3 separate regions of the Homo sapiens genome follow, and all the other regions are linked to region 3. A link is an interaction called in ENCODE POLR2A ChIA-PET data of the cell type or tissue named here. Cell type or tissue: GM12878. All regions are shown on one strand. Region 1 overlaps STIM1 (stromal interaction molecule 1). Region 2 holds the start of PGAP2 (post-GPI attachment to proteins 2). Region 3 overlaps STIM1 (stromal interaction molecule 1).

Region 1 (2,500 bases), 81 kb before region 3:
ACCCTATTTGGGTGATGGATACACTAGGTACACTAAAAGCCCAGGCTTCACCAATACACAATATACCCATGTAACAAAACTGCATTTGTACCCCCTAAATCTATAAAAATAAAATATAAGACACTTTTCTAAAAGAACTTTTACAGACACCTAGTTTAAGTAACCACAGTTTAGTTAACTAGGTAGTTTCAATTTACTCCTAATTATTACAATTCATGCTAACAGCAAAAATGTAGATGATACATAGAGTTAAAAGTGCATTTCCCCCACTAAATGTTAGGTCATGATACCAGTATGAAGGCTTCCAAAGGACAATTTTCTCCTATGCTTTATCCTAAATTCAACCTTTTTCTATCAGCTCCTTTGCTTAGAAATACAGGTATTTGGCCGGGCGCAGTGGCTCACGCCTGTAATCCCAGCATCTTAGGAGGCCGAGGCAGGCGGATCACAAGGTCAGGAGTTCAAGACCAGCATGACCAACATGGAGAAACCCCATCTCTACTAAAAAATACAAAAATTAGCCAGGTGTGGTGGGGCACACCTGTAATCCCAGCTACTCAGGAGACTGAGGCAGGATAATCGCTTGAACCCGGGAGGTGGAGGTTGCAGTGAGCGGAGATCGTGCCATTGCACTCCAGCCTGGGCAACAGAGCAAGACTCTGTCTCAAAAAAAAAATATATGTATATATATATATACTCATCACATTGTCCTTTGATATCCCATTTTGGAAATTCAATGCTTCTCATTTGGCCTTGCCTTTTAAATCTAGCATTCCTGAACACTCAATATTAATGTCCCCAGTTATAGCTTGTTTCTAAAGCCCATAGAGTTGTTTCAGTCCTTCCTCATCTGGTCTTGTTTTCAGCTTCCTCACATCTTCTGCAACACTGTCAAAATCAGCCTGCAGGGCCAGGTACAGTGGCTCACTACCTATAATCCCAGCACTTTGGGAGGCTGAGGCATTGCTTGAGCCCAGGAGTTCAAAATCTGTCTGGGCAACATAGTGAGACCCCATCTCTATAAAAGCCAAGCATGGTGGTGCATGCCTGTAGTCCCAGCTACTCAGAAGGCTGAAGTAGGAGGATCACTTGAGTGCAGGATGTTGAAGCTGCAATGAGCTGTGATTGCACCACTGCACTACAGCCTGGGCAACAGTGAGACCCTGTCTCCAAAAAAAAAAAATCACCTTTCAGGGACATGGTGATGACAGCCAGGCTGCTACTGCTCTCCAGGCTCTCTTTAATTTATTTTAGAACAATAACAAATCTCTTACATATTAATGTAAATAATATTTTTATGGAAAATAATTGTTTTCTGAAAAAATCTCGAGAAGGGTAGAATTGTACATTTTTGCAAATCTTTTAAATGTCTGGCTTAATAGAAGACAGACATAATCTTATAGCTACATTCAACCTATTGTGATGTGTTGTTTTGGCTAAAGATCAAAACATAGATATGCAGTTGGAAAAGACAGGAATATTTTACTAGTCAGACTATTGTGGATACCTTATACGAGACTATACCCAAACTCAACAAGCGGTAGGTTTCTTAAAGGTTAGTTGCAATGTGAAATCCCAAACTATATGAATAAACTTTTTGTACCCTCTAACATTAAAATCCATTGGTCTATCTTACACTTTGAATGGATCTTTAATACATGCATGACTTTGTAACATGATGCACTTGTCATTTGGAAACTATTGGTTAGGAGTTAGTGCAGAGCTTCCAAATGTTGACACTTTCATTTATACAATATCAAAATAGCCACAATTATTAATATCACCACTGATTTCATCAGAAAAGCTTTTAATCCAGGAAAACTGTCAATTTCACAGTGACAGATACAAGTTTTCTAAAATCCAGTTTTCACTTAAAAGCTGGAATTTTATCATTGGCAACAAATACTACCAGTTGTTTTCCTTAAAGCAGAAGATGCATTTCATTTATTTACAAGAAAATTCTGCCAAATACTGAATAACCATAGTTATCTATCAAGTATTCTTTCAACTAATGATAGTGCTGCCTGAAAAAAAAGAGGTATGTCAACTTACAACTCAATTGCACAAGTGCTTTCCTTGAGATAACCATCAAACTTCTACATGCAGCAGAAATGCTTTATGCATACTTATATTTCATCACACAGAATACTAAAAGGCATGAACTCATGGGATGCAATTCAATAAAATTAATGATTTCTACTTCTTTGTTGAAAACTTTTATTTTTTTTAACTGACAGTGTGTGGAGGTGAGGAATACAGTCATTACTAGTAGTTCAGTGCCACTGGTTTGATTTGTGTTAAGGTGCCAGCAGTTTTACCTACCACTGTTTTTGCAACATCAGTACAAAGGTATACATAGTTTTTTTTAAGGCAAATAATATATTATTATGAAACGGCTTTGATCTTCTGGATGTCCTGAAAAGGCCTTGCTGCCACCCGCCATGGTCTAAAGACTACACTTTGATAGCTATTGGCAGAAAAAAACACAAAGTCCTTTCCC
Region 2 (2,500 bases), 71 kb after region 3:
AATCACATGGTTTAGATTACCTCTAAGGTCCTTCCAACTTGGTCATTCTACTCCACACCTCAGGGTGGAGCTGAAGGGCAATTGTTCAGCCTGCAGATAGTTCTACATTCCTCACAGGTACTACTTAGCTGAAAATTGCTTTCTTTGGAGCTACCTCAGCTCCAAAGTCCCTAGAGATCTCCTCAGCCTCGAGTCTGAACCCACATTTACTGAGTGCCTACGGAATACTAGGCCCCCTGCTCTGTACTTGATATACATTGTCTCTTTTAATCTCACCATAATTCTATGAGGTAGGTGCTACAGCCTGTATATTTCCATTTTACAGATGAGGAAACTGAGGCTCAGGGAGGTTCAAAACACTTACTCAAGGCCAAGGCTAATAAATGGCACAGCTGCCATTCAAAACTACTCTATGGGGTTCCAACCCCGGGGCCCCATCCTCCCCACCTAGGACTCCTGACCAGGAGGCCCCGCGGAATAAAGGGAGAGCTCAACCCCTGCACACCCGGCCCCACGCTGGGGAGGGAGAAGAAGGGGGCCAGCTCGGCAAGTCCAGAGAGCAGCAGTTCCTGGGAAACAGAGTGTGTGCGATAGGACGGCAGGTACCAGGACTCCCACAGCGTGGGGCCCGGCCCTGCAGAGGCCAGACCGCGCGGCCAAGCTCCCGAGTGGGGCTGCCCGGCAGCCCAGCACATCCATGCCCATACTCACCCACGCGGTGGTGGCGAGAGTGCCGGCGGAACCCGGGGGCCCAGGTGGCCCGGGGTCGGGGGCTGGCTCTGCGGGCTGGTCAGAGCGCGAACGGCGGGGGCGGGGCCGGCGCTCTCGGGGCGGAACTTAGAGAGGAAACTGCGCCCAGATCCTCCGCTGGCTCCTCCCCGCTTCTGGAGACCCCGACCCCTGGCTCTCCTCCTCAATCTGGCGTGTCCTCAAACCATGCTTTACAGCCCGGGTCTGCCCCCACTAATTTCGGCTGCGTGAGGGCAGCCGGAAGAGCTCTGGATACCTGAGTTTGAGCATGTTGGATAAGCCACCTTGTCGCCTTACCTCTCAGCTGCGTTCCATCTACCTGTTGAAAGAACACAAAATTAATTCAACAGGGGCCGGATTTCTTTCTCATCCGCCCGTCTCTCCTGCCTCGCACCTCCATTCTAACCGAACTATCCAGCCTCGCCCTTCTGAAACATTAAGCCAGTTTCCTCCCAGCCCTGGCGCCCCTCCCCCAAACTTTGCTCGTCAGGGCGGTTGGGGACATTTCAGCAATGGGAAGAGCACCTTTGCAGGCAGTGAGACCCGGTGAGGCACATCCCAGAAACTCTGGCCTAGAGCTGTTCCCGCCTTTGTTCAGGAGAGGGCGCCCTGTCCTACGTAGCGCAGAAAGGATTTCCAGCCACCAGCCTTGGGTCTCCCCACAATGAGAGGATTGATCCCCCAAAACCAGCTGCCAGAGTTCCCTCCCTACCCTGACCATGACTGACCCATGAAAGAACTTGAGGGGGACCCCTGGCTCCCTTTGCAAAGACCATCCCAGCCCAACAGGGAAGGAGGGTGAAGGGACCAAGAATTCCTCCTGCAAGCACACTGGTGGGTAGTCAGAGCATCTGCAGCGGGTGGAGGACCTCTAAGTTAGCCATACCTAACATCGCACTTTTCCACTTAAATCCTCACAGCAATAACACATTCTGAACACCCAGTATATCCCAGGCACTCTTACTTCTTATCTCATTTATTTAATCCTCATAAAAACCCTGTGAGGGCCAGGCGCGGTAGCTCACGCCTGTAATCCCAGCACTTTAGGAGGCCGAGGCGGGCGGATCACCTGAGGTCAGGAGTTTGACACCAGCCTGGCCAACATGGCGAAACCCCGTCTCTACTAAAAATACAAAAATTAGCCGGGCACGGTGGCGGGCGCCCGTAATCCCAGCTACTTGGGAGGCTGAGGCAGGAGAATCGCTTGAACCCGGGAGGCAGAGGTTGCAGTGAGCTGAGATCGTACCACTGCACTCAAGCATGGGCGACAAGAGCGAAACTCCATTAAAAAAAAAAAAAAAAACCTGTGAAAATAGATACGATCTCGGCTCACTGCAACCTCCGCTTCCAGGGTTCAAGCGATTCTCCTGCCTCAGCCTCCCGAGTAGCTGGAATTAACAGGCGCCCGCTACTGCGCCCAGCTAATTTTTGTAGTTTTTAGTAGAGGCGAGGTTTTGCCATTTTGGCCAGGCTGGTGTCAAACTCCTGACCTCGTGATCTGCCCCCGCCTTGGCTTCCCAAAGAGCTGGGATTACAGGTGTAAGCCACCGCGCCTGGCCTTTTTTTTTTCTTTCTTTCTCTCTTTTTTTTTGGAGACAGAGTCTCACTCTGTCACCCAGGCTAGAGTGCAGTGCCACGATCTCGGCTCACTGCAACCTCCACCTCCCGGGTTCAAGCAATTCTCCTATCTCAGCCTCCCGGGTAGCTGGGAATACAGGCGGCACCACCATGCCCGGCTAATTTTTGTACT
Region 3 (2,500 bases):
CTGGGTGACCAGGGAGGCCAGAGATATAACCATCGCACGATGGTCTGAATATGATTTATTTTTCTTTTGGGGAGGGGCAGGGGTTTAGGAAGAGTAGGGAAGTATTTAACAAACAGCTTTGGAGCAATATCTGGTTTCAGAAATAACTAAAATCTCTCAATAACAACTGTGTTCTTGACTTTCCAGAACCAACAATTCTAATGCCAAAGTTCTTCAGAAAAACATGAAAGATTTTACTCCCAAAGTTTGACACTGAAACCATCCCCCAGCTGTCCACAAACTATTTTCATTGCCCTGAGAAGGCACTGGAAACTTGGGAGACGGGAGACTTTGGGAACAGCATTCAAGCTCATCCTCTATCAGCCAATAGCTTCCAAGGTAGTCATCACTAATGCTTGGAAATCAAGACACGAGAAGTAACCTGCAAGGGTCACAGGTGCTAGCAGGCTTCTAATGCCCTTCAGGCACCTTAAACTTAAAGTAGTATTGGCAATAAAAACCAACAACAAATACTGTTTTCACAGGCCATTATGTGGCCCTTAAATACATTCTCTCAGTGGCCCTAAGGCTCAGAGAGATTAATGATTTACTAAGGGTCATGAGGCCAGCAAACAACAGCAAAGCCAGATTTCAAACTCTGGCCTGACTGCTTGCAAACTCATGCCATTGCCACAACACAAAAGTGCCCAGCACCACACATCCTGTCCTGCTTCCTGGATCTCCATGAGAGTGTGTTCTGACCATTCATAATAATCTAATGCTTCTTAGTTCAACATTAATCCTAATAGCCACAGAAAGAGAATTCTCTCGGCAATAGCAACCCAGAACACTGATGCCACTGAGAAGTACCTAAGATTGATATCTGGGCTACTTTACCATTCACTGGGTCACCAACCAAACCTCCTAAAAACCCACAAGGTAGATGTTCTGCCTTGAGTGACCCTTGAAGGCAAGAGGGGAAATGGTAAGGAAAAAAACAAATGTAGAAGAGCCTGCAGATAAAATTCTAAGCCAGAAATTAGTAAACCTGAGATATAGTTTCTGTTCTGCCCCTAATTACATATATGACATTGGGAAGTCACCTGCTTTCTTTGAATTTGTTTACAATAATATGGAGATAACAATCCCCTCCTGTCCCACCTCACAGAGCAGCTGTGGGCATGATAAGCAAAAAGACAGGTCTTAAACAGTGGAGTGATTTGTAAAGTGCAGAGCACAAACCAATCTGGGGAGTTATTATAATATGACTACCATCAGTTGGCTGGGGAGAAGATTAATGTCCACGAAACCAACAGAAAGTGAAACAGTAGATAATTAGGTGACAAATTATATGGTACAGACTAAGAAGATTATAATCTAGAAAGGGAAGTCCCTGGAATAAGTCAGAAAAACTACAGAGAAAAGAATGAACAGGATTGGAGGGTTTTGGAAAGCCATAGCCAGAGGAAAATGTATAGCTAGGGAAAAGAGGTATGAAACGCTGGACGCAGTGGCTCATTCCTGTAATCCCAGCACTTTGGGAGGCTGAGGCATGTGGATCACCTGAGGTCAGGAGTTCGAGACCAGCCTGGCCAACATGGTGAAACCCCGTCTCTACTAAAAATACAAAAATTAGCTGGGTGTGGCGGTGTGCACCTGTAGTCCCAGCTACTCGGGAGGCTGAGGCAGGAGAATTGCTTGAACCCGGGAGGCGGAGGTTGCAGTGAGCCAAGATCACGCCACTGCACTCCAGCCTGGGTGACAGGGCGAGACTCCGTCTCAAAAAAAAAAAGAGGTATGAAGAAGAGGAAAGCAACAGTACTAGAGGAGATGCTGTGTGTTGGGATGTCAAGGAGGCCACAATGGGTAGGCACGATAAGGCCAAACTGTCGGGGGAAGATAGGCAGCCGAGCAGCTGGGGCAGGACGCAGCTAGCAATAGGAACCCACTGCAGCTAACATGAGCTATGGGGAGGGCAGAGCTAGATTTTACAGCAAGCATTTATTGGGCACTAACAACATGGTAAGCACTGTCATAGGGAATGGTGACACAAAGATAGGTAAGACATAAGCCCTGCTCTCATGACTCTGCATTTGAATCCCAGCTCTTCCATTTGCAGAGCAACATGGACATCAAGGGAACACATTCTGTAATGAGACAGACCTGGTTTCAAATCCCTGCACTGACACTGCCAGATGAGTGACCTTCCACAAGTAACCAAAGCTCTTTAATTCCCAGTTTCCTCATTTGCATTGAAGAAGTAATAATTATCTTTCATAGGATCAAAAAAAAAAAGAAACTTCATATGTGCTTTTCAGGCACATGATAAATAATAACTTATTATCATTAACTAGCTTTGTGACCTTGGGTAAGTTGCTTAACCTCTCTGGGCCTCAGTTTCATCATATGTAAAACAAGACTAATTATAGCTACCTCACAAAGTTGTTGTGAAGATTAAAGAAAATTATTGGTGTAAAGCACCTAGCCTAGAGAAACAGCTCAGCAAAAGTTCCCTTTTCTT

Evidence for each region. Peaks named below come from ENCODE experiments on the same cell type or tissue, not always from the same donor. Only the 100,000 strongest peaks of a DNase experiment are listed, where the experiment ranks them.
Region 1: POLR2A ChIA-PET joins it to region 3 with 6 read pairs; 5 of 35 experiments call an interaction of 5 or more read pairs at or near these places.
Region 2: POLR2A ChIA-PET joins it to region 3 with 6 read pairs; 3 of 35 experiments call an interaction of 5 or more read pairs at or near these places.

Annotation. Positions count from the first base shown.
Region 1 is chr11:3,959,693-3,962,192 of GRCh38, reverse strand. All of the region lies in intron 1 of STIM1 (stromal interaction molecule 1), which reads right to left. Among named protein-coding and RNA genes, the nearest start is that of PPIAP40, 67 kb to the right of the region's middle. In GM12878, no CTCF peak of the experiment used is centred here; no DNase peak of the experiment used is centred here.
Region 2 is chr11:3,806,863-3,809,362 of GRCh38, reverse strand. It overlaps PGAP2 (post-GPI attachment to proteins 2), which reads right to left and starts at 803. Exons shown (of 7, transcript NM_014489.4): 1 at 712-803. RefSeq lists a silencer at 553-882. In GM12878, CTCF peaks have their summits at 64 and 1,349 (motif pointing right); DNase peaks (open chromatin) are centred at 82 and 1,327; H3K4me3 peaks cover 1,505 bases; H3K27ac peaks cover 509 bases.
Region 3 is chr11:3,878,234-3,880,733 of GRCh38, reverse strand. All of the region lies in intron 1 of STIM1 (stromal interaction molecule 1), which reads right to left. Among named protein-coding and RNA genes, the nearest start is that of PPIAP40, 14 kb to the left of the region's middle. In GM12878, no CTCF peak of the experiment used is centred here; a DNase peak (open chromatin) is centred at 1,123; H3K4me3 peaks cover 2,232 bases; H3K27ac peaks cover 2,500 bases.